2 separate regions of the Homo sapiens genome follow, and region 1 is linked to region 2. A link is a loop called in an ENCODE intact Hi-C map of the cell type or tissue named here. Cell type or tissue: A673. All regions are shown on one strand. Links, peaks and the distances in the headings refer to the core of each region. The heading gives the core; the rest is flanking DNA.

The links. Hi-C counts contacts between places; a loop is a spot of excess contacts. Peaks named below come from ENCODE experiments on the same cell type or tissue, not always from the same donor. Only the 100,000 strongest peaks of a DNase experiment are listed, where the experiment ranks them.
Region 1: it touches region 2 in a loop (8-fold over the local background); 89 of 110 quality-filtered maps call a loop at or near these places.

What each region holds. Positions count from the first base shown.
Region 1 is chr2:19,854,826-19,869,649 of GRCh38, forward strand. It overlaps LINC00954 (long intergenic non-protein coding RNA 954), which reads left to right and starts at 14,029. Exons shown (of 10, transcript NR_033875.1): 1 at 14,029-14,127; 2 at 14,671-14,788. RefSeq lists enhancers at 7,392-7,892, 8,686-9,186, 13,741-13,790. In A673, for the core only: a CTCF peak has its summit at 8,736 (motif pointing left); a DNase peak (open chromatin) is centred at 8,726.
Region 2 is chr2:18,511,713-18,526,536 of GRCh38, forward strand. LOC105373454 (a long non-coding RNA gene) reads left to right here. Exons shown (of 8, transcript XR_001739302.1): 7 at 2,803-2,886; 8 at 9,630-14,824. Among named protein-coding and RNA genes, the nearest start is that of RDH14, 42 kb to the right of the region's middle. In A673, for the core only: a CTCF peak has its summit at 8,990 (motif pointing right); a DNase peak (open chromatin) is centred at 9,009.

The DNA of each region.
Region 1 (14,824 bases), core at 7,428-9,927, 1.3 Mb after region 2:
TACAGGCACGCACCACCAGGCCCACCTAATTTTTGTATTTTTAGTAAAAACAGGGTTTCACCATGTTGATCAGGCTGGCCTCAAACTCCTGACCTCAAGTGATCCGCCCATCTTGGCCTCCCAAAGTGCTGGGAGTACAGGCGTGAGCCACTGGCACCCGGCCCTGCATCTGCTCTGACTTCTTAAAATGCATGAGTTATTTATCATTAGCAACAAATTTGCCAGCAACACACCTCACAATGAAGAAAGCTCCCCAATGCATTACCACACGGTGGCCGAGAACAGCTGTCCTAGAGACAAATGCACCCAGCCTCAGCCTGAGGATGTTCTTTGGGGAAGAGGAGAAACACTCAACACCCTGCACTGTCCCCCTTGTCCCCTTCCAGCCCACTCTAGCTTGTCTAGGTCAATCATTCCTCTCCATCCTTTTCTAAATCATGATGTGCAGCCCACAACATGAATGATGGAGAAAAGGCACACCGCACATCCGTTCACACACAACTCGGGTTGCCTTAACCCAGACGCCTGACCTCCATGTTGGGGAGCTGGCGCTCTGGACTGCCCTCCCTCCTTGTAATTCACGTCACCTCCAATACCAGAAACATGTATCATACAGATCTTTTCCCTTTTTTTTAAGATGTTCCCAAGAAAATCTGCGTTTAATTTATGGGCAATTTATAATGGAAATAGACCATATAAAATGTATACAAATGTGTAGGCCTGTCTATAGGGCTTGGAAGGAGACGGTTTAGCTTAGCAATAATTAACGTGAAGGGTCTCTTCCCTGCTGCCAGGTAGACATTTAGACTGCCTGGACTTTCATTAAACTTAAACCAGAAAGGGCTCAAGGGCCAAGGTCCAAACATTCCTCAACTCCATGGAGGACGTCAGGACACGTAGCTGACGACAATACATTTCACCAGGGTTGCCAAAGCCCTGCTTAAGTTGAGAAGATGCCTGCATTGCGTTATCGGACACAGGATGCCAGCCTGTGTACCATAATCAGTTTTCCAGAGAAACAAAGCCATCTCCAATGCCCCAAACCAGCGTGAGGCCACAGGGTTTGCAAAGCAGTCAGCAGAGACACAGGGCACCTCTCTGTCCCCACACCTGGTTCTTCAGGCCTCTAAAGACAGCTGCTGCTCCCAGCACAGGGCCGCCCCGCTTAAGTCAAAGAAGAGTTACGGAGAAACTCAGGGTTGCCAAAAGCTATTTCCAGGGGACTTTGATCATCTGATGCTGTAATCTCTGAAGGGAAACATACTTCATTTAGAAGGTATTCTTTGGTGTCATTCCCAAGGAGAAGGCATACTTGTTTTTGGAATAGCAGAGCACTTACTTTCTCTCTCTCTCGCTTTTACTTGATCTCCCTCCCGCTCTCTCCCAGCCATGAGCATTCTAACTGTGATGGTGCACAAACAACCGTGCTGAACACAGTGAGAAATCATAGAACATGCTGTCGGCCAAAAAAGCATGTTTTTGACAGTGCCCAGTTAGGAGCCAAAATCCTAGATGGCAGCAACACTGAAGCCTAAGGGCCAAAGGCCAGGCTCCAAACTTCCCAGAACTGTTACAGCCCCACCAGCCTCCTGACCTCACTCAGGGTGAGACCCCCATCGTGGGGGAGGTGGAACACCCTAAAACCCAAATGGGTCCCTAGAATCCTCTGAATGCCATGGTGAAGGGTGGTACATTTAAATAAGTTTTTCCTGGCATAGTCAAACACAGTTTAGATCAATTACCTCATTTTTCAACAATGAAAAGATTAAACAGTTGTTAAGGGTTATGAAATGATTTAATATGTTATTAAGCAGAGATGTAAACTATCAAAGTAGAAATTTCCAGAGAGAGACTTAAATATCAATTATATGTGCATCCAATTTGTAGGCAGCTCTTCCCCACACCCCTCCCAGAAGCCCACACCAAGGCCCCTCTGAAGGCAGCTTTGAAAATCCAATTCTGTACTGGTTTCATGAGAATTTTTCATGGCCAGGGGAACCAGGTTCAGAGTGTTCACAACACTTTTTTTCCCCTTGAAATGGAGAACAAAATCAAATTTTAGAGAGATTTTGTGGATATGTATTCCTGCTGAATGATGGGAAAGGATCATTAAGTACCTTATTTGAAACCAGAGTAGGACTCTAACTTTTGAACTTTCACTGGTTTTTACTCATTCACTGCTGGCAACATTTCAAAGGGTAATTTTTTTTTTTTCAAATTACTGTTAAAGGAAAATGAGAAAACAATTCTTTTCTTCATCTGTCTCTTCCCCTCGCAATAACTTTTCAAAATATTGGTTCTTCAGGCTCACTTTACTCCCCAAACAATTTTGCCTAAAAACCTGCAGCCCCTGATATTGACATCTTCTCAATTTGCATAGCACCCGTTTACATAATCAATCAAACAGAGTAAAGCACGCATCCTGTCTGAGTTCACCTCTTGGCCCCTGGACAGGATCCGACAATACAGGCCCCATCACAAGGACAACTCAATAACCCATTTTATCGACTCCAACCGCAAAAGGGAAGTTAAGGTGGACCCCGCTGCGTGGGGAGCTCCAGGTCAGCTTTCATAGAACACAGATGTGCCCCCACTTCCCTGTTCACTCCAACCAGAGGAAATAATGTAAGAACAACATCAGGAAGATAGACTCAGCAACATTCCCATGCAGTAAAACAAGGCTCCCTGCCCCTGCAGGCCTCCAGACCCCATCTCCTTCCATCAGACCCCAGAAGAACAAGTCGGGGAGGGGAGGCGATACTGCCCGGCTCCTGATGAAAGTCTGGGAGCATCAGCTTAAAGAACATTTGGAAAAATGCTTTGCAGAGTAAATATCTCCCAACTTCAAACTACTGCTGCCCAGTGTCCAGGAAACCAGAAAGCCCATATCATGGCATGGTTGGATCACAATTATTAAAAACTGCACACTCCATGCCTTTGACGGGGTAGCCAGAGTCCCCAAATTAACAGCAAATCCAAACAACCCAAGCATGGATTGGCATCTTCAGAACAGCGCTGGAGTCTCTCGTGCCACGTAACACACTGCAATTCCCCACTGGCGGGAGGAGCGTGCCTCCTGTGTCCTCTGCCGCACCGGGACAGCAGCCACCACCACAACACTAGCAGCTTCCAGAGTCCCAGGGCCACACGCGACAGGTGAAGCAAGCCTCTCTGTGAGGATGGCCCTTTGCTCTGCTCAAGGAAGGAAGCGGTGCCTGAGCAGGGAACCTTCCCCATCAGCTGTGCATGCAAGGACTGTCCTCAAGACCCGCTTGTCAGAGCAGTGACTCATCCCCGAGTCTCCAAGAGTGAGGCCGATGGGGCTGGCAGAGGAGTGGCCCTGCGATTTCAAAGTTTCGCCTCCTCTGACCCTCCTTCTCACACTAGGTTCGGCTACAGATGAGGGAGCTCAAAGTTCTGTTCCTTCCGATGTGTGGCTAGTAGGGAGGGTCTCAGAAGGGGCTTGAGGCTTTCCTTATCTATCCCAGCAACCAGCACCTGTGGGGCCCCTGGCTCCAAAGGCTGGGCATGGATGTAGGTGAGGAGGGACATTGTTCTGGAAGGAATGGAGGCATGCAGCTCAATCAACCTCATCCAGAGCAACTTTGCCAGAGGCAAGGTGGATTCTTACCACTGTAAGAGCTCCTCTCCGGTCTCGGTCTCGGGAGAGTTGAGTCTCTGAGCTGTTTATGTAGCAGAAAGACACTTAACCACAGGCAGGGCACACGGGAGACCTGAGAGCATCCTCTGAAAGCCATTGTCTGGAAATGCAGGCTCTGTCCTCCAGAAACGTGCCCTGCACACTCTTCAGAAATGTGGGCAAAGCTCCCTGAGGAAGGCAGCCTCAGGGCTTCGTTGGCTGAGAGCAAACACTAAGTCAACTTGATCTAAGTTGTTCTCCTCCAAGCTTCAGTTTCTGCCATCTGAAAATCTTGTTTGGAGTTTGAAACAGGGCAGAAGCGGAGACACGGGGATCCCAGTGGAGGCACGAGATGGACCAAGGGCTCTGCACTTGCGGAGAGGCCCTGGCCAGGTGCGCCCAGCCCTCACCCCTAAACCTACCTGGTGTGAGCCACCAACAGATCCTCAGGAGGGAAGCTGGTAGCCCCGTCAGGCCGCCCAGGCCAGGATTCCTGAGAGGCAGCAGCCAGAGCTATCTCTAGAAGTGGCGCTTCCTGTCTATCCCTCCATACACAGGGCAGCAGACAAAGCTGAGCCCTCTGCTGAAATGAACTGAGCCAAATGCTGATCTTTATTTGGGGGGCATCTTGTAAAAATATTAGATCCAATTGATGCTCTGCTCATGAACAAGCTACAAAGGTGACCTTGGAGGGACTTTTCTCCCACAGGCCAGGAGCAGCGACAGCAGCGGCTCTCACCTTCACCACCTGGCTGCGCTGCATGCAGGAGGGGCCCAACAACCCACGTGAAGGAAAAGGAGGTAGGAGAGCCACTGGATCCTGAGCCCCGCCGGAATCCGTGGCCCATGGCGCCACTGGGAAAGATCCAAGGACCACACGCCCAGTGTCCAGCAAGCCTCAGCTCCTCCAGTGGGCATTTCCAGAATCCCCAAGGCTGCCCGAGAGCCCCTTCACTTCTGCTGTTAATACACAGATGTCATGAAATGCTGGGTGACCTCTAAGGAAGGGATCCGTGCACCCACACTGCAGACGCAGGGGAGCGGCCACAATGGTAACAAGTGGGTGGGCAGGACTGTAGCCCATTTCTCCTGCCTCGGCCAGTGTTCTTTCTCACACTAACCACAAGTGTGCATGCACACGCACATACACATAGGCACACATGCTCACACGCATAAGTACATGCTCACATGCACACACACACACAGGCTCTCTGTGAGCAACAGGTCCACGCACTCCCTGGTAACCGGTTACCCGCAGCTGCAGGCTTCTAGAAGAACAACCACTCCCTGGGATTTTCCTGGGAGGGGAGACGTAAGATCGAGGTTTGGATCCCCACACTCACCACACTCACCACACTCAGATCGCCTTGTTGCCGTGTAACCGCAGTCCTCTGACCCTTGATGACTCTCAAAACCGTTCTTGTCATATAATACATGAACTATGCATAAACAATTCTGGGTTATGATGTGTTTCCTAAAACTAAGAGAACTTCAGCCATAACACTGACATTTTGTTTCTGGAAATTAAACCCTGGGAACAGTGAAAATAAAGTCCCTCAATTTATGAATTGTATTTCCGTACATACTTCAATTCCCAGTGCTTGCGGTGAAAGAGAAACACGATTGTGTTTCTGATGGCGTAGCCACTAAGACCAGAGGGCCTGCCCCTCCTAGGTTCTCCACTTCATACCAGGAAGCCAGGCTCTCCAAATAAGGTCCTCACTAACAACCTGGGTGACCTAATACTTCAGGAAATGACGAGAATAAACCCAAGCAAGATGGATTTGCCCATTGCTCTTGGGAAACAGTCACCTCCGCCTCTGCCCTGTTCCTGGCAGGAAGGGGCAAATGCCTGGGAGATGCTGAGACAAGTTTGCCAAGGCCTTGGCAGAGTCCCCAGGCTGGCATCTCAGTATGAACCTTGCCAGTCCTGGGACTTCTGCAGGCAGAAAATGTGCACCCCCAATGCCCAGCAAACTGTGGGCCCTGCAGATGTGTGCTGGGCTATGAACAAGGGTTTGGGGGAGGTTGAATGATTATAATTGCCAAGTGAGGCGAAGATGGATCGGATTCTGGTGCAGAGAGGAAGGTTGAGAGAAATGGAGGAAGGTGAAACCAACAAGAAGTGTCCGGACACGCTAGCAGGATTTCAGCATACAGAGCTAACAAGATGCGGGGGTGAGATACACATACAAGCTGGAGAGAATGGGGGCATGGGCAAAGGTGGGGGGCCAGAGAGGCTTGGAGTAGAGAGGGAAGAGTGGGAAGTTCAGTCAGATGCAAGCCCTGGAGATGAGCAAGGGAGTTGAGAGGTGCGGACGTGGCCCCTAACATGAGTACATGTCAGGTGTGTTATTTCCCTGCATTGACTGCCCTCCTTCTCCTTCCTCCAGGACAAACCCTCCATCCCCACTGGCCCTGCTCAAACTCCGCCTCCTCCAGGAAGCTTTCCCTGAACTGCTCAACCGGCAATGAACTTCTTCCTCCCTTCTCTAATTTCTATAGCACACCTCAGCCATCAGTTCAGGGCCACCACAAGGTGTGCACAGGCATCTCACAAGTTTGCAGAAATGCCTTCGTAGACTGTGTTCTTCTGGAAGAAAGATCACTTTGTACACATGTACCTCCCTGCAGTGTGGCTTAACCCAGGTCCAGGCACACCAAGACTTCAGGAGGGGCCCACAAACTCAGAGGGAGGCTGGCATGGGAGCAGGACAAACCATCCAGCCCCACACCCACCCCAGCCCCTATCCATGACTCCACCAACCAGGACTCTGCCTGCCTTCCCAGCCCTTGGCACAGGAACCCCAGCTTCTAGCACCTTCTCCAAGGCTCCTGCACCCTGCCTGGAAGGCAGCCCCTCGCCCCCAACCTCCTCCCAGAACTCTTCAGTTCCCCACACCACCAGCCTTCCACAGCTGAAGGCCATAGCTCATTAAAGCCAGACGTGTAGTGCCCCGTGCCACATTTCCTGGGCCTCAGCACTTCCACAGAGCCCCACTGCCAGGAGGCCACATATTCAGCCCCAGGGGCAACCTGTCTGGTCAGGGAGGCTAAAAGCAGCCCTATCACAGCGAATGAGCAAGCCCACTCTTACAAAACCAGAGTGGAGCCATGGGGGCATGGGGAGAAGAGGCAGGGAGTGCTGGGCAGGGCTCCCATCTTGGTCCTTCCTACTGAGGAGGGAAGTGGGAAAGTGGGCTCAGGCTACCACTGTCAGTGGGGATGGTGGGGGTGGCCTCCAAAGAGGACACCTGCCTGTGCAGAAGCCAGAGCCAGTCCTGGGCCCCTGAGTCAGCAGCAGAGACACAGAAAGAAAACATGCTAACTTGTTAACTGAGTGACTTGTAATGGGGACAAACATTCACATTACAAAATAATCTCCATTTGGCAAAAGGGCCTCTTTAGGAATTAACAAACTCCTCTTTGAACATGTAAGTGTCCTAGAAGAGCTAAGTGAGGCTGTTCCCTGGAATCACACTACCCAGGTGTTAGTCACTCACCCCTTAGTGTGAATCAGCTTGATCAGGCTGTTTTCCTGCTGCCTTCTGCTAGAATTCAACTTTCTGAAAAAATAGATCTGTTTGGGAAGTGATGCAGGCTGGGTCATTTTGGAACACAGAGCACAATACGAGTCTTGGAAGCAGTGGGGAGAGAAAGAGGAGTTGTTCAGCCAGAGGGCCAAGTAAGGAGACAAAGGAAAGCTGGGGGTCACAGTGGGAGGCTCAGGAGGGCAGAGTCCAGGGGCGGGAGCAGCCCCCCAGGCGTGGGCACTGGATTTGCTTGCTGGGGCTGCCGCAACAATGCCACACAGACGGAGCAGCTTAAACAGCAGACGTGCACGGCCTCTTGCCTCCTGCCGTGTCCAGTCTCCCCGCTTTCCAAGGACACCTGTCACGTTGGATTAGGGGCCCACCTGACTTCACTATGACTTTGCCTTAACTAACTACATCTTCAACCACTGTATTTCCTTATTTGAAATTCTTTATTTCCTTATTTCATCACATTCTGAGGTACTGGGGTTTAGAACATCAACATGCGAATTTGGGGGTATCATGACTTAGCCTGTGATCAGCACCTTTTCTGGGGTGAAACTGAGGCAGAGGAGACCTCAGCCCCAACCAGCCGAGTAACCCTGAGCAAGCCATTGTCCTGTGTGACCTCAGGTGACTCACCTGTGGCACGGATGGCCCGGGGATGGTGGCTGATGGTCTCTTCCACCTGCCTCCCAGCACATTCAGATGGTCCAGTGAGGACCTCCTGCATCTGCGAGGTGCAAGCCCCCTGGGCAGTGGCTTTTCCACGGCTGTCAGCAACGCTCACGTGACTAGACATCAGAGGCTCTTCCATCCCTGCTCGATAAGGCACGGGGCCTTGTTACCAGCACTCCCAAGCCCCAGGGAGTGAGCTAGGGCACAAAAGTAATAACGGACACCAAGAGGTCTGGAGACTCCTTAAACAGGTGAGCCTCCAAGACTACACAGCCAAGACCTCTACTGTATTAAGTCTGTTTTCACACAGCTATAAAGAACTGCCCGAGACTGGGTAATTTGTAAGTAAAATAGATTTAATTGACTCACAGTTGCCGCATGGCTGGGAGGCCTCAGGAAACTTACAATCATGGTGGAAGGCGAAAGGGAAGCAGGCACACCTCACATGGTCGCAGGTGAGAGGGAGAGAGGGGGGAACTGCCAAACACTTTTAAACCATCAGATCTCGTGAGAACTCACTATCACGAGAACAAACAGCAGGGGGGAACCGCCCCCCTGATCCAATCACTTCCCACCAGGTCCGTCCCCTGACACATAGGGATTACAATTCAACACGAGATTTGGGTGGGGACACAGAGCCAAACCATACCATCCACAGAAAAGCATGCTCTTACACAGTCGGGATACATCCTGCTGTTGTCTGCAAACAGCTTGCGTTTACAGGGAGCAACAGCACCATCTCTGGCTGAGTCAGGCCCATCTGCCTTCAGAACAGAGCCTGGCCAAGGGGCCACCTCCCCGCGCGGGACAGGCCAGCACACAGTAGGCGCTCAAGGAGCCGGGGACAGAGGCGAGGGCGGCCCACTCGTGGAGCGAGGGCGACACCCAGTGGCCATGTGGAAAATGACCTGCTCGAGCCCAAAGGCGGGTGGCAGCAGCGTCTGATCCGCCAGCCTCAGGCCAGGAGGCGGTGGCCGAGTCCGATTTGAGTCCCATGTCCTCTGGACTGCAAGTTGAGACTCCCGGTCCCAGGAGGGACAGCAAGGCCTTCTCCACCTTCACAGGCCATCTGACTACCTGCGCAGCTGTTTAAAGAGCAAACCGCGCATGAGTTAGGCCGCTTGGCCCTCCCATTCAGACCCCTCAGGCCGCCTGTGGACAGCCTGGCTCACCCTCTAAGAGCCTTCCTGCCCGCCCTGGGAACACACACCGCAGGGTCCAGGGACTGGCGTCAGGAGCAGAGCGAACTCAGCGCCACCTGGGCTCCAGGCCAGGCTCTGCTCCAGGACTGGCCCCTCCCCGATTCCCATCCCTGAAGCCAGGGCCACTGGGGTTATAGTGAACCGCTTCTGAGGACACGTGCAGCTAAGGGTGAGCAACTTGTTTTTTGTTTGTTTGTGTTTTGTGTGTGTGTGGTTTTGTTTTGTTTTGTTTTTTGAGATGGAGTCTCACTCTGTCGCCCACACTGGAGTGCAATGGCGCGATCTCGGCTCACTGCAGCCTCTGCCTCCCAGATTCCAGCGATTCTCCTGCCTCAGCCTCCCGAGTAGCTGGGATTACAAGTACCTACCACCACACCAAGCTAATTTTTGTATTTTTAGTAGAGATGGGGTTTCATCATGTTGGCCAGACTGGTCACAAACTCCTGGCCTCAAGTGATCCGCCCGCCTGGGGCCTCCCAAAGTGCTGGGATTACAGGCGTGAGCCACCCCACCCTGGGTAAGCCATTTGTCTTCAAGACCCCAAGCCTTGATATCAGACAGCTGGGTTCAAATCCGATCTCTGCCCCGCCCAGCTCTGCAGCCTCGGGAAATTCTCTATGGGGCCTTTCCTCTCTTGGGTTACCACGGAGATTCGATGATGGCAGGTGCTTAAAGCTCCCCACGTGGTACCTTTCCCGTAACAGGTGCTCAGTGGTCGCGGGCTCTTCTTTAGCTTTGTCTGCATATCAGCACGACAGAAAACAGCTGCACCGTATCTCAGGCAGCCCCAGGTATGTGGAACTAAGTGATCAAAATCAGAGACATCTGCCTCTGCTGTTCTGCAAAGCCTCTGCCCTTCCTCTCACACAGACCTGATCACACCCCCACACCAAAACATACACGTGCAAGCTGCCCAGGGCCCCTTGCTGACTGCCTCAGGGTCAAGTTCACACCGATCCCCCCACCACCAGCACAATTATCCAGCCTGGAACCCCAAGTATCCATCCTAGAAGCTGCTGTCCCCTGTTGCCCTCATCCCCACCCCTCCAGCCGCCTAGAGAAGACTGGGAAAGCCCAGAGAAGAGCAGGGCAGGCCCCTCTACTTGTTCCCTTACTCAGGCAGGTCCAAGGCAGGGCCCTGGAGCCCAGGGACAGAGGACAGGGAGGGTCCTAGGCCCACCCAGCTCAGAAGCTCAGTGGAGAGGAAGGAAGGGCTCAAGAAGCTAGAAGGATGCGGTTGTTACTACCTTCGACAGAACCAACAAACCAAGCTCAGAGCCAATTCTTAGGCAGAGTGTGTCAAGTAAATCTTACTTTCAAGCCCTGGGAAGATGTACCCTCATGCTAGCGGTGGGGGTGGGCATTCCTGTTGTACTAGGGGCTGTGACCCCTCCCAAGACCCAGCCTTACAGTATGGCTGCAGAACTACCCCTCCCACTAAGTGTCCTCATCCTCCCTCAGCCACAGCCTGAGATGAGCCTGCAGGGCCTTTCCACTCAGTGACTTTAGATAAGCAGAAACAGAGGCCTGGAGAGTTTAGGGGAATTGCCCAAAACCACAGAGCGAGTAAGTGGTAGAAGCAGGTGAAATTGTTTAACATTATTTTATTTGACCCAGTATATCTAAAATATTATCATCTTGACACAATATGAAAATGTTAGAGGTACTTTACATTCTTTTATTTATACTAACTCTTAAAAATCTGGTATATATTTAACACTTAACAGCCCATCTCAGTTTGGGTGCTAAATTTTCATTGAAAATACTTGATCTGTATTTAGATTTCATAAACTTTGCAGTGGCAGATTCACATACTTTAAATGTGAATTTGTTGTTCCAAACAAAGTGTTCACATGAAGTGTGAGTTCATTTCACCCACTCCACTGCCGTACTTTAAAATTTTTTAGTAACTGAATTGTTGGCTTTGGGTTTGTTGTTGTTGTTGTTGTTTTTGGAGATAGGGTCTTGCTCTGTCACCCAGGCTGGAGTGCAGTGGTGAGATCATAGCTCACTGCAGCCTTGACTTCCCAGGCTCAAGCAATCCTCCCACCTCAGCTTCCTGAGTAGCTGGGACCACAGGCATGCACCACCATCCCCAGCTTTTTTTTTTTTTTTTTCTATTTTTTTGTAGACATGAGGTCTCACGATGTTGTCCAGGTTGGTCTTGAACTCCTGGGCTCAAGTGATCCTCCCACCTGGGCCTTCCAAAATGCTGAGATTGTAGGCGTGAGCCACTGTGCCCAGCCAGTATTTTTTATTTTAAATGAATTCAAATGAGAAATTCAGTTCCTCAGTAACACTGGTGACACTTCAAGTGTTCAGTAGTTGCATATGCTAGTGTCTATCAGTGGACAAGCTAGCACTAGATCTTTTTGCAGAATCCTTAAATGAGACCATACCCAGCTATACAGCACTTAGAAATCCATGTCTTGGCCGGGCACAGTGGCTCACACCTGTAATTCCAGCACTTTGAGAGGCAGAGGTGGGTGGATCACCTGAGATTAGGAGTTCAAGACCACCCTGGCCAACACAGTGAAACCCCGACTCTACTATAAATACAAAAATCAGCCGGGCATGGTGGTGCCCACCTGTAATCCCAGCTACTCAGGAGGCTGAGGCAGGAGAATCACTGGAACCTGGGAGGCTGAGGCTGCAGTGAGCCAAGATTGCGCCACTGCACTCCAGCCTTGGCAACAGAGTGAGACTGTGTCTCAAAAAAGAAAAGAAATCCCTGTCTTTTCTTGTCCTGTCCAAGTACTCAGTTTCTACAGGCTTCATGTTATAGGGCGGTGTGTCCCAAATCCCTCTAGCTGATTTAGGGGTATGAGTAACAGTTAAAGCATCAAGAGAAGTAGCCACCAAATAGAAATGAAAGTATGGTGCCATTTCTGCTCATGTAGCCACTACCCCTAAAGAGGCAACACTTGTAAAGCATCCATGGAGTAAAACAAGTCTGCACATCTCAACAACTCAAGGGCACTAAGCAAAGACCATGGAGCTGCAGCAACAGGATGCTATTCAGACTGTTAGGAGGCCCACACATAACTCATTTGAGAGCACAAGGTTAATAAGTGGCAGAGCCAGAACTAGAGCCTAGGTCCTTGCACTCACGGTCTGAGCTCATCAGTGTGTGAGCTCACTTCACCCACTCCATTCCTACAGCTACAGAGTTCCCCGTGGAAGTCTCAGTTGCACACCAGAGAGGCATCTGGGGGAAAATGTTCCACCTGGTCTCATGGCCTAGGAGACAAAGAACCCTGGGTTAGGATCTCAACTCTGGACTTAGTAATGACCCTGAATAAGCCTGGGCCCTCATGTCCTTCCCACCTGCAAAATGGAGGCTGTATCCCTGTTCTAGGCCCTCTGCAACAAAGCATCACAAACTTGGTGACTTCAAACGACAGAAATTTATTCTCTCCCAGTTCCGGAGGCCAGAAATCTGACACCAACTTGTGGAAAGGGCCTCCAAAGCCTCGAGGAATCTTTCCTGGCCTCTTCCAGCTTCTGGTGAATGCAGGTGTTCCTTGGCTTGCGGCAGCAGAACTCCAGTCTCTGCTTCTGTCTTCACATCACTGCTGTCCACTCTTCTATCCCAAGTCTCCTTCTGCCTTTCTCTTAAAAGAACACTTACATTGGATTTAGGATCCACCCAGATGATCCAGGATGAACTCTTCTTCTCAGACTCCCAATTACTTCTGCAAAGGCTATGTTTCCAAATAAGGTCACATTCACAGGTTCTAAAGGTTAGGTAATGAACATATCTTTGTGGCAGAATTGGGGTGGAGGGGAGCGGAGGGAGGCTCACGGTTCAACCCATGGTAAGGAGTTTGGACCACGTGAATTCCAGGTCTCACTCAGCTCTGAAAACATACAAAAATGGCAAAGGGCAACTATCTCTACCACATAAAGAATACATCCAAGTGCCTCAGGTCAACATCAACATCCCAAGAAGTAAATGGACAGTTCACACATACAATTAGAAGATGCTCTAATTAGCAAGCAGACACACGTGGGAGTTTTGCCTTTCTAACGTCAGAGAGATGCAAACTAAAAAATTTGTTTAATCTCAGAAAACTAAAACCAAATGCTGGCAAGGATGTGATGGAACTGAGACTTAAACATGGATCTGCCATTTATTCCCTGGGACTGGCTCAGGGTAGGCACTTATTGATTTGACTTGCCGATGGATGGTTAATTGGCAAAACTCTTTGGGGGGAAACTGTGGCAACATATTCCAAGAACCTTGAAAATAAAGATGGCTATTGGCTGAAAATTCCTCATCTGTACTGAGAATTTATCCTAAGGAAATCATCCTTGTGAACAAATATTTGTCTCAGCATTATTTATAACATCTAAATAGTGCAAACAACCTAAGCCTTCAAGAGAATGGGAACAATTCTGCACAGAAGTTCCGCAGCCGTGAAAGTGATGTTAAAACCGGGAGAACAGATAAGGCTAGTTGAATAAATCGGGACCACTGAGGAGGAGGCAGGGGAGGTTTAGGGGTGCCAGCAATACTTCGCTGTGGGTGATCAAGAACATGATGTGATTGCTGTAGAATCACTTCCTTAAACTGTGCATTTGTATTATGTATTTTTTATGCTTAAAACACATTTTAAGAAAAACCGAAGATTTTATTTTTTCTTTTTAACAGCTGAATCCAAGAATCCTAGGACACTCTTAATTTGTCCCAGAAGTGTGAAGTCCACCTAGGGCATAGCCGTGAAGGGCTCCCAGAACTGTACGGGGAATTTTGAGGCTGGGGTACCGCAGTGAAGTGCAGCTCACCCGGGCGGAGCGCACCTGACCTGGCTTCCACACCTGGTGGAGCGCCTGGGAGGCCTCGCGGATAAAGCCCCGGGCAGCGCGTGACCCGCCCCAGCCCAGTAGTGGAGTCCCCGCCGCGGGCCCCTTGCTTGCAGGGTAGGTGTGGCCCGGTCGTCCCACTCTCCGCCCCCTCCTGCTCCTCCTCGCCGTGCCCAACCCGCCCGCTTCTCCTGCCTAGGCTCTTCTTTCTGCTCCTGTCGCCATGGCCCCGGCCTCGGCGCTCAAGCGACCCTCTCGCTCCGCCCAGGTCAGTGAAGGATGGGATGCAAGTGCCCGCCAAGCCCCCCGTTTCCCACGTGGAGTTCCCACAGGGCAGCAGGGAGGGGCCGCGCCTTCTCTAACTGACCCGAACCGACCCGGGCTTCACAGGCTTCGTGGAGAGCAGCTGCCCCGCCGGCATCTTCCGGATGAGGCTCTCTAGACAACAAAGCCTTCTACGCGGAAGTTACTGGTGACAGGGGAAGGACTCATGGGTTTTTGCAGCCCGGTGTCCCCAAAACAACCTCCTGACCCCCAGCCCACCCAGGTTCCCTGCTAGCCCGCCCAACCCAGAAAGACTGGCCTGCCTGGGGTCCAGCAAGGATACAGAATCGCGCAGCTGCCCCCCACAGCCTGCCGCCCAGCATCGGTTCTCCCACCCATCTGCCTGTCCCCACCCGCTATGAGACGCCCTGGGTCTGCTTCCCTGGGACCAGCCCTCAGCGTTGCCTTAAGTGATTCTGGTGCCAGGGACTCTGAGGACCCCCAGGCTCCTCCAGGCTGGCAGGTGACCATACTCCTTCCACTGCAGACCCCTGGATGCCCAGCTGCCGCACCTCCCGTGGCCCCACGCTGTGGCTACGTGTTGTCTGAAGACGCCTGGGGAAACCTTCAGGGCCTCTGTACTGGCCTGTCATGTGGTCAACCAGGTGAGCAAGCTTCTGAGATGCCCTTGTTCAATTGCC
Region 2 (14,824 bases), core at 7,550-10,049:
TTCTGGGCCTTCTTCAAGGATAGAATGATAGTGCATTCCTCCAGAGAGTACTGATATTTGCCTCTGCAATTTGAATCTGCGCAGTTTGAAGATTTATTTTTTATTTTTTTATTTTTGTTTCCCCAAGACGGAGTCTTGCTCTGTCGCCCATGCTAGAGTGCAGTGGAATGATCTCAGCTCACTGCAACCTCTGCCTCTCGGGTTCAAGCAATTCTCCTGCCTCCGCCTCCCAAGTAGCTGGGATTACAGACACCTGCCACCATGCCTTCCTATTTTTTTGTATTTTTAGTAGAGATGGAGTTTCACCATGTTGGCCAGGCTGGTCTCGAACTCCTGACCTCCTGATCCACCCGCCTCGGCCTCCCAAAGTGCTGGGATTACAGGCATGAGCCACCGTGCCTGGTCTGAAGATTATTTTTAACAATTATTGTGAATTTGGACTCTCAGTATGTGTTAGGGATAATTTGTGGTGACAACTTCTCAGAGACTATTTTCTCAGTACCAAGGCAGATTTCTATGTGGCCCCTGCAGGAAAGGAGAGACACAGGTTTATTGTGGTGTATTAGGCAAAACAGATTTATTTTTGGTTGGATCCCAGCTTTACAGGCATATGTTGTTTAGCGGATTCTCCTCCTGGGAAAGCGTGGCCTTTGGTGTGTGGCTTCCACACTCTGTATTTTAATCTGATTTGCCCAATACTCTCAGGAAAATGTGGCCATGAGTGTCCCCTTACATCTCTGGTTTCCTGCCTTTACATAGATTTTGACCAGATAATTTCTTACTATATTATAAGCTCTTCTGTGTTTATTATATAAAAATATATTTTGGATAGCATTTCAGATATTTTCAGAAGGAGAACTTACTCAAAAAACCTAACCAGCCACACTACTTAAGCTGAAATTGTCTTCTTTCTTGACATCTTAGCTATGTTAGAGTAAGCTCAATATTGTGGCTCCAGTGACACGTGGGGTCTTGGAGGAAAGGATGGCTGTTTTACATAGATTTCAGGATTTCTAACAATCAGTATCAGAAAGAAGCTTATGTCATTCATTTGTGAGATAAGTTTTACTATTTATTATTATTATTATTTTTAGAGAGAGCCTCACTCTGTTGCCAGGCTGGAGTGCAGTGGTGTGATCTCAGCTCACTACAACCTCCGCCTCCTGGGTTCAAGCGATTCTCCTGCCTCAGCCTCCCGAGCAGCTGGGACTACAGGCGCACACCACCACGCCCAGCTAATTTTTGTATTTTTAGTAGAGACAGGGTTTCACCATGTTGGCCAGGATGGTCTCCATCTTTTGACCTCGTGATTGGCCCACCTTGGCCTCCCAAAGTGATGGGATTACATGCTTTATAATTTTTATGATAATAAAAACTACAAATTTATTTGTGAATTTATAAAATTAAATGAATGAGAAAATTATTAAACACCCAATCATTATTTTACTAGTGTTGTTTTGGTATTTTATAGACACATGTTTGAATATGTATGTGGGTTATATAAATACATATACACACATATGTGTATATAAATACACACATATATATACACAAATATGTTTATGATATTAGATTATATTAACTATGTGCCCTGCATCTATTTTTCTCCTGATATATACACATGATGCACTATTAATTGACTGTGACCATCAGTTGACCAATAATGCATTTTGTTAACTATAGTCACCATGCTGTACAATAGATCTGTAAACTTATTCTTCCTGTCTAACTGAAACTTGTACCCTCTGACCAATATCTCTGTTTTCCCAACCCACCCCTCCCCAGATTCTGCTAACCACCTTTCTACTCTCTACGTCTGTGAATTTGATTTTTTTTTTTTTTAGATTTCACATATAAGTGAGGTCATGTGGTATTTGTCTTTCTGTGTCTGATTGTTGTTCTATTTCAGATATTCAGAGGGCTCTTGATACATTCTGGCCTGTTAAAATGGATTCCACAACTAAATGACAATTATTTGTTATATGGGAATAATAATAAATGCCTCCTTCACACACAGATGTGAGGCTATAAAAATTAAATGCGACGAGCTAGATCAAATCCCAGGATCTGGTTCTTGCTAGGTACCAAAACCTGTGTCCCCATAGTATTGCTATTACTCCAATTTCTGTGAACGTAGCTATGCAATTGCAATCCAAAAAGTTCCAAGTGATAAGATTCCAGTGTCTAAATCACCTGCTTTTCCTGCCCCACCTTTTCCTACTCCTCCACCACCACCACCACCACCACCACCACCACTGGTCATTCTCATCCTCTCTAATCATTTACGCTATTAGTACAATTTTCTAAAGAATTAATTAGGAAATTATTTTACCTTAGCCTTAGCTTGAAGTTAAATAGCATTACTTGATTTATTTGGGATTCTTAATATGTAAAATATTGTATTGCAGAAGGCAAAGAATAATGGAGGAAACCAGACAAAAGGATTCTTTGTCCCAGCCCCACCACTAACCTGTGGGATGATTCTGGACCATTCTTCCCATCTTGTTCTGTGAACTGTGGGAAACTCATCACACTTGTCATTGTGGTTACTTGGGGTCGTTGTGAGAATCAGACTCGATCTTGAGAACGTGCTCTAAATGCACACAGACAGACAGGGTGTGCGTGTGTGAGGTGCAATCTACGGGAGCCAGAGTCTCAACTCCTGGGAACACATCTCCGGGCTGCATTTCCAGCTGCTTTTTCCTTCGTTTGGTGATTGTGAGCAGAGCCCTTGGGGTTTGAGAAGCTCTTAGCCCATGAGTGCAAAAAGATGAGAAATAATAATATTTTTTTTCTCCATAGGGAACTTCCAGCATCTATGAGGAAACAGAATTTCTTTTGATCACAGAAGAAAAGAGAAGAATATTAACCATGGAGTGTCCACCAGTGAGAGAGTTTCTGTGCATTAGTTCTTGGAGGGACAGGGAACCTTGGTGAGAGAGAACAGACTGGAAGTAACTGGGTGTGGTTTTCCTGCTGCCCCAGCCTGGGGCTCAGCACCAGATCTCCTATCTGGTGGCTGCACCATAAGTCCCAGTCTTCCCAGAGGTAAAGAAAGAACAGACAGTTCTAGACCCTATAAAACAAAGCAGATGTCAGGGTGCTTACAAAGTCCAGTGCCCACAGGGCCAGGCAGGTCAATGTGTGTGAGTATGGCACACTGAAAGCATATATTATACAAAAGGAGACTGCTCACACTCAGCTGCAACTCCTTGTTGCCATATCAAATAGTGAGAAAGTGTGTGCATGCGGGTGTGGTGTGTGCATGTGTGTGATACCTGTTGGGAGTTGCTGGCAGTGGGGCAATCAGGGCATGCGTGGGAGCAGGAGCAGAGGGAGCAGTGATAAATAACCCCCTGCCCTCAATTAGAGGTGACTGTCTGCACTGGATCCTTCCCAGGCCTGCTTCTGTCTAGACAGTGCCACCACAGTGCCACCAAGAGTTAACATCCTTCCCAGGCTTCACTGTGTCTCCCTCTGGGTGTTAGAGGGCAAATCTGTAGAAATAATAAGTTTCTCAGAGCCAAACGCATGCCTCTGTTTCAAAGGGACTCCCCAGGCCAACCCTGATGGGGCCAAGCAAAATACTTCCGAGCTGGGTGTGCTCTGTAGCTGCCAGTTTGAGTCTTCTCCTCTTAAGGAAAGGAAATCTGTTCAAAATCAGTTTCTAAGGCAATGCTTTACCCTTATTTCAAACAGTTTTTTTTTTTGCTTCCTTCTTTTCTTTCTTCTTCTTCTGAGAAAATAAGTTTTCCTTTCTTCTAATGTCTCCTAATCCTAAATCAGTAACTGTAGTCCCACTGAACTGGGTAGAAGAAACAGAAGCTTTTGCTCTTACAGTAAATGGGACAGGCTAATTTTTGGCATAGGCAGGAAAAGATGAAGCTGGCAATTATTTGTTCTGAGGAACTCAAGCTGTCAGTCTCTCACATACTTTGATACTTTAGAAATGATCACTAAACTCTTTTCAAATTTGCTTTTGGATCCTACACCCTGAAGTGATGGCTGCTGACAGCAGAGTTTAGAATCTTGGGACTACAGAGGATGCCTTTGTCTCTGTACCCTTGTCATTTCCTGGAAGAAGGGGAGTCATCCCCATGAGTCTCCTGCAGAGGTGGCCAGAGATAAACACTAGCCGAACACAACTGCACTGTCCCTGGCATTTGGGGCCTCTCAGAATGAGGTTTGTTGTCAACTGGGAGAGCCCTGGTACTCCATTCCCAGGATCAGCCATCAGGGTGCAGACATTGCAGGTCAAAACGTCGTCTCAGACTTTACCCTCCAACCATTGAGAAAACATCTCTGCTTAGTGCCAGAGATAGCCCCACCTAACTTGGTGGAAGTAGCAGTAACGAAGTATAAACACACCTCCTTCTCCCAGACGCTCAGGGCTCTGTTTACAGATTAAATCTCAGGATGTGTATATTCGACGTTCTTATTCCAGGATATTAATGGCAAAATGAACTTGTCTGGTGATGGCTCCGTCACATTAATGTCTGATGGACGGTTCGGATGTGAAAGGTGCATTAAGGCCTGCTGAGGGCCCTGCGTGTGCGAGTCAGGAATGTGACTGCAAGGCTGGAATGTGAGCTTGTTTAGAGTGAACCCAAATGGAGTCGATTTAACCCTGCAGGAGTCGAGTCATCTGAAATACCACAGCCCCAGAAGGCAGAGTCTTGATAAATAGAAGGAAATGTGCAAAATATTTATCTTGCGATTCTTAATCTGCCTAATGTAGTCTAGCGGCATTTCTAGGAAGCTTTGTGGGTTTTAACCATTATCTCAAAATTTATAGTTAGCTCAGAGGTCAACTGGAAACATGGCTCTGCAGGTTCCTAAAGTCTGTTTAAATCTCCCAGAGGTATCCGGGTTGTCTCCTGCCTGGAGAAATCTGGAGAGAATTCTTACAGAAGGTGATGGGTGTGTCTGGGCTATGGAGCATCTCTTGGATTTATTGAATATTTAGCAAGCATCTATAATGTGCCCATCACTGAGCTAGGCAGAGAAAGGGAGAAACACATATTTTGGTTCTGGAGCTTGTGTGTAGTCTGATTGGGAGGTGAGATAGACCCCAGGAAACAAGTATAGAACGAAATAGAGCAATTAAGCCCAAGGTCTTGGGGTATGGGACAAGACAGCCAGACATTGAAGGAACCACTAAGATTTATCAATGTTCTTTCTCCTCCATCACAGGGTGTGTTGGCAGCTTCAAAATATGAGCCTTGAATGACTCTAGTTGAGAACATAGTGAAAGCCATCGTATAACTTGCAAAAGCAAAAGTGTTTTGTGTCTCTTCACATGCCATGTTGAGCGTATGTGTGTTGGTATCCAGGGTGGCTGGGAAAAGAGAGTGAAAGTGGGTGGATTCCCTTCTCTCTTCCCCTCTGTCTCTTCTTCCATCTTTCATCCTTGCCTCACATCCTACCCACAGTCCTTTGTAGATGACAGAAGCCACAGAGCTGAGGAAGGAGGGACAGCTGGGGGTGCCACTATGATTTCTGCCACCTGATTCATCCTTAAACATCAAGAAGCTGACTTTCCTAGTGCCTTGGTGGAGGACATGGTAGCTCCTCCAGGTCCTACTGAGAATACTCCAAAGTCCAAAATTAACCAATCCTGATTCCTAAAACAGGTAAAAAAGAACAGTTCTGATGAAAAGGATTTGGGGTGTTTTCTTTTTCTTTTTCAACTTTGATTTTAGAATCAGGGGTACATGTGCAGGTTTATTACAAAGATTTGTTGTGTAATGCTGAGGTTTGGAGTATAATTGATCCTGTCACTCAGTACTGAGCACAGTACCCAACAGTTTGTTTCCACCCTCCCCACCCTGCTCCCCACTTTTGTATTCTCCAGTGTCTATTGTTCTTATCTTTATGTCCATGTGTGCCCAATGTTTAGCTTACATTTATAAGTGAGCATATGTGGTATTTGGTTTTTCTGTTTCTGCGTTAGTTTGCTTAGAATAATGGCTTCCAGCTGTGTCCATGTTGCTGCAAAGGAAATGATTTCATTCTTTTTTATGGCTGTGTAGTACTCCATGGTGTATATGGACCACATTGACTTAATTGAATCCACCATTGATGGGCACCTGGGTTGATTCCATGTCTGAAAAGATTTAAGTTTTAAAAAATTGTTATAAAAAGCCACCTTCTTTTTTTGAATCTTGCTTTATAACTAGTACAAAGCAAACATCAGATACCTGTGTATATTTATACAATTTTAGTCATTTTCAGAATATTTAACTGAATATAAAACTGTTTTTAAAAGAACATTTTATTTTCTAAAAGTTAGTCTTTTTGTATCATGGACATATAAAAAATAACAAACCTATTTCAGCTCTTTAAAAGCTCATTTCAATAAAAACAAAAAAGGAAGCGCCGGCTTCATGTTCATTTCAGTGGCCACTAATCCAGCCAACACATACTGAATGCCCCTGAGTGCCTAACACAGTGTTAGATACTAATGGCAAAGGGGTGAATCAGATGTGGTCCCTGCCCTTTGAAACTAACTTGCTTTTCAAGAGGCTGTAACTGAGGAACACTCTCTATGGGCAGCTCTTTGGTAGCACAGAGTTCCCCAGGAAGCACTATATAACATCTCCCATCCCTGCTCCATCATGACTCATACGAAAAACTTCTAGGCTGAATTCTGTCAGGAAAAAAAAAAAGAAAAGAAAAGGAAAATGATAAGTAAATACATTTGACAATAAATTTGAGATCATAAACCTTGGGATTCTTTTTATAATACCACGCACTTCAAAATCAGGCAGTATTTTTCATTTGACGTGGTTTTAAAGGTAGCTCAAAGAAAACACAGGATTAACCGTAAGTAGTGGGATAGTAAGCGTGAGCCAAGCTTCCAAATAAACACATCAGAGACTTGGGCTAAAAAAAGACAGAACACAAATAACCTCCTCTTGATGTGCCTACAGTTTCATTTAACTGTTCCCAGGTCATGAACTAATTTACCAAAAAGAGGTTAACTCCAGTGCAACCAAATGGCATTTCAGGAAGCAGGTTTTGTGCATATCGCCTGTGGAAGCCGGGCCACTTGAACCCCGCCTGTGAAATGCCTCTCGGATGAGCACTTTTTAAAACTCTTTAGTGTATTCTTTTTCAGTGAATGGGTAATGCGTTAGGACATTGGAGAATACAGGCCTTAAGAAACATGAGCTTGGCTTCTTCCCAAGTATTGATGTCTCCAAACCAAAGAATTAGCCTAAATAAATTTGTTTTGAGTGACTGTGTGACCTCGAACAGCCTACTTTCCCTTGGTCAGCTAGATGTGTTTCCTACAAACTGAAGAGCTTAGATGAGCTGCTCTTTCAAGTCCCTTCCAGGACACAGAGGCCCTTCCCAAGAACTCAACACAGGAAAGCTGGCCTCTGCCCCCAGAAGCTTCCAGGCGAAGGAGAACAGTCAAGGAGCCAAAGTCCTAGGTGCTCCGCTGGAGGGTGACTTCCACTCACACCAATCTTCCAAAACCTAGGGACTTGGGACCGAGCAGCGGCATTATATCATTTCCAGGCAAAGCCCAAGTTCTGTCTTCCGTACCCACGGTCTCTTTTCGCATTTTGCGCAACATCATTTGCTGCTTCATCTGACCTAACTCGGTGGGTTTCTTGATTTTAATGTGTGTAGAAATTACTTATTGGAGAATTTTATTAAACATGCACATTCTTAAGCCTGGCGTCCAGTGATCCTCTTTTGGGAGGCCTGGGCAAGGGCCACGACGTAGGCACGCTTCACAGGCACCCAAAAGGTTCCCACGCAGCAGTGACCCATGAAACATGCTTTGAGGAACACTCATCTGATGGTTCTGGAGTGGGGTTGGTCTCCCTCACAGACTCAGGCTCCTGGGAGCCAGGGACTCATTTGACATTGCAGTGAAACAGAGAACATGGAAAGGGACATGCCATGTAGTCAATCCAAATTGGATGAGTAAGTGAATCAATGAATGACTAAGGCACATGCAATAGGGAAGGTCATTGTCACCATGAACTGAAACTTTCCGGCAGTGTTGGAGAAGGTAAGGTGAGTGGGAGACGTGGTACAAGACAGGCTTCAAAGCTGGGTCTCTGATGGGTCACCAGAAACAGTAGGGTCCTTGTAAGGCAATGCTTCTTCTCTAGCAGACACATTTTTCCAGAGGGAGTCTGTCAGCCTCCATGATATTTTAAGCTGCATCCCTCAAAATGTCGTAAAGGAGGATTAAAGTATAAATGATTGTCAGTTCACTCCTGTCCTCCTGGTACTGCGCTGAGCATCTCAGGCTGTTTGGAAGACAGGGGCAGCAAGGGAGGGGAGGAGCAGGGGAGGGCCTTAAAATGTGACTGAACAGAGCCTGCAGAGAATGAGGAGCTCTGGTGTGTCTTGGGGGGCTAAAGCAGTTCACAGGCTGCTACTTTTTTTGTGACATAGCTTTTACGGGGGGAGAGCCAGAATATTAAGCTCATTGCTTCCAGATGGGAAGGTTGGACAAGACAGAGAGGCTTTGGCTCCGAAAGCTTGGACGCTGTGGTGCGATATGGATGTGACATATTGAAGTAATCGAGATAGAAGATCTGGCTTTAGCCAAGGCTGTCAGATAGATACTTTTTAAAACATTACATGGTTTGTAACAAGGTATTGTGTATCCTCACAGAAACTCTGCCGCCTAGGTCTCTGGGAAGGCAGTGGGGGGAAAAGTGTGCTTATTTTGCTTGAGTTACTAAAGCTCCTTTTATATATGAGGAATTTGGCATCTCCTGGCTGGGAACGGCTGAGCCAACAGTGTCCGATGCACTTGTAATGTAGATCATGCTAGTGACTTGCTAAGTGAGTCCAGGTGTTTGCATAAGAGGCAGGGTCCTAAGCACCTCCTTATTTGAGCCCCGAAGCAATCATGGCCCAGTGCTTCAAATGAGCCTCAAATCTGTTTAATAAATCATCCTTCTATTTATAGAGTTAATCCAGGGAGAAAGCCTCCGTGTTGTCTGGTGGGGCATGTGCCACCAGAGGGCGCCCGATGTCTGCCTCATTCCATCAGAGTGGCTCTTGCTATATCAGGGGTTTTGCCTCCCCTGCAAGCTCCTTTATCCAGTCCTTTCCTTCCTGAGCTTTCAGGCCCTGGATGGCATACCTATGGATCAAAGCCAGGTGGGGCAGGGAGAACCCCCAGACCCTTTCACGAGGGACCCTTTCTCCTCCAGTGTCTTCAGTGAGAACTTCCCTCTGGGCCAGCCTGCCCATGCACGCTGTGGAAAGGGAGAGAAGGCCCTGCCTCATTTGGAAATCCTGAGTTTGCAATGTGCTGGTTTACTTGCAATTCTCATGTTCAGAGAATGGGCCCCTTCCTTGGCTAACTTCACACCTGAGAACATGTCGGGGCATCCCTGCGGACCCAGTGTCTGCTTCACATTTCAAAGGCTGGGAACTGTTAAGCTTGTATTTTGATTAAAATTTTGTATTAGCGCCCCCCCCCTTCAATGTAATTTCAGGATATTTAATTTCAACCAATCATCTGAAGGAAAGTGGGGGGAGGAGGTATCTGATGTGAAACAGCACACGGGGAAAGCCAGCCAAGTTAGAAAATAGAGCAGCTCGGGGCTGTGTCGATGTGACAACTGAAGTCTCTTTTGTTCTCTCAGGCAGGGTCTGAAACCAAAGCCCCTCAAGGACAGGAGATCTACCTCTGGGCTTGGAATCAAGAGGACCAGTCGTTCCGGGAGGCCTCCCTGCTACCTTTGGGGCCTTTGGCAAGTCCCTGAAAGTTTCCAGGTTTCAGCCACCTATTTGGGCTCTGGGGAGAGGAATGCCTACCATTTGCCTCTGGCTCTGGGATTTTAAAAGGAAAAGCAGCAGAGTCTTTGGAAAAACCAATCTCTGAAGACCCAGGGTGAACATTAGTTACAACACCCTAGCTTCGAGGTGATGTAAACTTCAGGTACGGAGGTTACGCTCAGAGGAATAAAGGAGCATTCGTCAAACATGAGCTCCCCTCGATTGTGGTCTAGGGTGGAGACCAGTTATTCAAGTGTCTGTGGGCCCAGGCAGGTAATGAAAATGTAGTTATGGGGGAACGCCCGGCTCAGAACAGGCGTAGAGTAAATAGTTGTTGTTGACTGACTGAAGGAATAAAAGTGGGTCTGATATAAGACAATAGGGAATGGTACAAACCTTGTCAAACTGGAAGGTACATGACTTGAATTTGATGTTCAAACTATTGCTTTTTAAAACACTAGTTTAAACATCTTCTGGCCCTAGAGCTACCAATTTGTATCTCTGTATCCACTTTTATATATTTTAGGCCCATTTAAAAGACCAGGAAAGGAGGAAAATAAATCTAGCAGTATAGGACGTTCTTAATCTTGTCAGTTAACCCTAATTTTAACACCCCATCTCTGTTTGTCATTCTACTTAACCACTTTGGATTAAGCAAATTCAGTCACTTTGGAAATAGTACGTGTGGATGGTACCTTACAGGATGAAGGACCATAACAATATTCTCTAGCGCAGGCCTCTACCTCCACAGGGGGACAGACTGATGAGCCAGATCAACTCCTGCATCCTCTTCCTCAAGGAAAGCCCCCATCAATAAAACCACAAGGTTACAGTGGAGCCAGAGGGAGAGCTGGCCTGAGTTGAGACCTCCTCATGGAACTCATGGCTTCAGTTTCCTAAAATGGGGATTGTACTCCCCTAGCTCTCCTTGCTTCACAGAGCTGTTTGTGACAACTCATGAGTAATGTTATGTGAAAGGGCTTCACACACTGCAGTGTGCTGAATAAATGTAAAGAGTCCATGCTATCCAATTTGGAGACAGAAATTAGAGGACTCCTCCTCACACTAGTTAAGTACATCTCTTAAATTGCTTGGACTGTTGGCGTGGTTCTCGCCAGAGTTGAATATAATTCCTCTGTTGATGGGTCAGCCTTTATTTCCCCCAGTGCTGTTTCTTACTTGAGTTAATGAGTCCAAAGCTCATGTTTGCATGCTACCTCTGACCCTCACTAAGTGCTCACCTGCAGCTCTGCCCTGTCCTCAGAATGATGTGACCCTCAGGGCCAAACACTCCACAGGCTGCACTCTGCCACCTCCAAATCCCCACCAGTGGGTCCAATTCTCAGTCATCTGCTTGTTGTATTTCTGTTGTTTCTGTATTCATGTCAAGGATATTTGGCTGCAGAATTCCTGCAATATATTTTAGGTGAATGTGCAGCATGATCTTATTCTGGAGTCCAGGAGACTCCACCTAGGATTGCTCACAAGTAGGTCAAGTGGAGGGGGTGGCTAAGGCCAGTTTTTCTGCTTGCTATGCTGGTGCAGGCAGAGGCTTTAGAGTTATGTTTCCAATAAAAGGCATAGATTTTCACTGCCTGATGATCAAAGTCAAACTCCTAAGCCTGGAATTTGAGGCTCTCAAAATCTGGCAATATCATTTTTTCCTTCTTCTCTTCTAGTTTCTTCTGTGCACCACAGGCCTCATGCACCAGGGTGCACCCCCTTCCATGTACATATTCCACATTTTCACACATCAAGCATGCATATGTACAATTTATACATACAGTTTCCTCTGATTCTTTTTTGTCCTTAAATGTCTGCCTGCTATCATCATGACCATTTTTAGGGAGAAATGCTTACCCGTACCTCCTATTTCCACAGAGAGGAGAGGCAAAGTCGAGAGTTTCACCACTCTCTTTAGGAGGAGAAAAGATGGAGGAACATTCCCAGCCCCTGACTCCATCTTTGACTCGCTCTTCCTAGGAGAAGAGGAGTAACTGGGATCAGAACCTGAGCATACCCAGCTCAGCTCCACCATCCCTCCGTCTTCAGGGCTCCTCCTGCCTGCAGATCAAGGGCTTCTTGCCTGGCTCCCACTTACTTTCTCCCTGTGGTTGCCGTCTAGAGGCAGTCATGAAGCCCCGTGCTCAGGGCAAGTCCCTCCACGGGGGCAGGACTGGCATGAAGGAGTAATGCCCTCTGTAGTGGGAAGGGTGAGAACGTCTGCCTGGGACTGGCCCTGCCCTCATAAGGGTTTATACTGCAAAGGCAGGGGAAAGAGGCCTGTTCTCCAATCCAGAGTTACCAACTGATAGTTTGAGTTTCTTCCTTCTGGCCCTAGTGCCCATACTGAATTGACTCTGAATCCTCAGAGGAAGAGAGAAATTATTTATGTCCTAAAACCTCAACAGCTAAATGTCACATCTTCAAAGACGTTTCAGACCTTCCTTGTCAGGTGTGATCATTCCTTCTCTTTTTCCTCTTCGCGTGTTTCCTGTAGAACTCCAGTTGTGCTTCATTTGCTCATTCTTTAGTTCGACACATATTTACAGGTGAAGACCTGGGATTTCCTTGCATTTAGGATGTGACGAAAAATCACATTTTTTAAGTTGCGTTTTTTTCAGAAAATCCAAGTCTTCACATTAGTATGGTATAATTAGAACAGAATTGGACAGAAGGCTTGGATTTAGGTCTCAGATTGAGACCTGCAAGATACTGAGAGCTTCTGAGATTACAGGAATGCTGCTAGGTGCTTTTTGATACAGAATCTTGAAATTGTTGGTTTCCTACATTATTTTCTTTTTGGAATGAAGACCACTAAAACTCTAAGACAAAGTGAACAAATGATAGCAAAAATAACAGTAAGGAAACCATGATCAGCTCGGGGTCATGTCACCAATAGTTGGCTGGGTCAGGGGTCAGACCCAAGACTCTTGACTCTGAATCCTCTATTCATTCTTTCTGCCTTCTCTCACACTCTCTGTGACTCTTGCAGTCCCTCTGCAGAGATAAGAGTAACCCATGAAACAGATCTGTAGCAACATAAGGCAATAAATGATAAATGCCAAAATAATTCCTCCTGGCTATGAGTAAACTAAGGATTCCATGAAGGGCGAATCCCCATGGCCGTGGAGATTCATGGCAGCCTTCCTGGAAAAGGCAGGATTGAATTGAACCCTGGCAGGAGAATTCTTGGGTAGGGATAGAGGACTGGGAAGAACATTCTAGGCAGAGGATCTCATAGAAACAAAGGAGCACAGGCCAGATAGAGCAAGAGAAATCCAGGACACAATGAATTTACCAGCCTGGCCTGACCCAAGGTTGGTATCTGGATAAGGATAACATGGGAGGTAAGGCTAGAAAAGACGATTAGGTCTTTACTTGAGAGGATAGTGGTTTTCAATTTAGGAAGAACCACAGTCTCACCATTTTGAAAATGCCTATACCAGTCCCCAGACCTGCTGAATCAGACAGGATTTGGGGGAATGAGTTGGAACAATTATTATTTTTCAGTCCTCTATATGTGATTCTAATGCTCAGTGAAGGCCGAAAATCACCAAGAAAGGAAGAAAGCCCATCAAGCATACACAGAGCCCTATATTTCCATCCAGTCGTCCTAGGGTTCCTCTCTGGCTTTCCATCTGTAACACTGAGTTGGGGCAAACTACTCTCTATACCCCATTTTTCTAATTTTTAAGATTGAAACAATAATAAGACTGCCTACCGCCCTCAAAAGCTCATCAGGATGAAAAAGCAAAGTGTTGTATTTGAAAATCCCAGACAGATGTGGCATAGGTAGCTGTGAGTTGATTCTTTGACTAGGGAGGTGCTGAAGGCTGCTGATAAAAGTATTGGGGCCGGAAGGGCACCCAGAGGGATGGATGAAGCACCGAGAGATTGGAGGGTACTGGGTAGCAGCTAAGGCAATGATTCAGGTGTGAGCTGACACAGCCCAGCCATGGTGAGGCCTTGAGGATAAGTGTGTGGCCACAGGCCAAAAAGATTCAGATTCTCTGTGGGGAACAGCAAGGCACTATCCACACCTAAAAATAAAACTGGCCTGTCTCAACCCTGGATTGGATACCTCAAATTGCTGAAGGGCAGCAGGACCAAATTCTAATTTTAAGAAAGTCTGCTCTTTGAATGCAGACTCAGAAACAGCTTTGCTGGGGAAAAATGTCAAATGGTTTGCCAGGATATTGACAGTGTTCCCAAAGACAGGAATAGAAGTACTGAAAAAGGGAATGTCAAGACAGGAGTTCCTGGGGTCTCTAACTCCGGAATCTTCCAGCAGGAGAAGGAAAGGCAAGGAACCAAAACCCAGCAAGTTAAAAAATAATAATAATAACAATAGTAATAATAAGACCAAGCTGCAAATCTACGCTCCTGACACTCCCATCTTGCTCCCACCTGGGCCCCTGGAGCGATTCCCTGTGACCCTTAAAGAGCTACCACCCCTTGGGGTGGTGTCAGGGACTCCTGCTCCCCTTCCTCCTCCTCTGGCAGCTACAGGCGCCATTATCTCATGAACTTTCCCCATATCCCTTGGAGATAAGTATTTCCTTATGGTAGTGATTGTTATTCTCATTTCACAGCTGGAGAGGTGGAGACAGAAGGATAGTCCTGAGAAGAGGGAGACATTTTCTTCCTTTCCTCTGGACTCTGTCATATTCAAATCATAAAACAGAAAGCACAGGAAAGGTCTCTGAGCATTGTTAAACTCAAGGTAGCAGGGATCAGCACTAAGGGAAGGAAAGGTTATTGTGGGTTTGGTGTGTTGTAAAATTTATGTTCAAATTTTTTGGGGGGAGATGGTGGATAGTCAATTTCTTTTTATTTTCATACGCCCATTAAAAAAAAGGTGGAATTTCAGAAATAATCTAATGCAAGCTTCATTTTGCATGTAAGGAAATTGAGGCCCAAAGTGAGAACTTGTTAAACAGGCTGTGACGGGGATGCTGAAGCCCCCTGCTCCTAGTGGCATTTAGGCCATGCTGTCTGCCACCCTTCAACCTGCTTCACATGCTCTGGGGACTGAGACTCCAGGCAAAGGCACATCCAA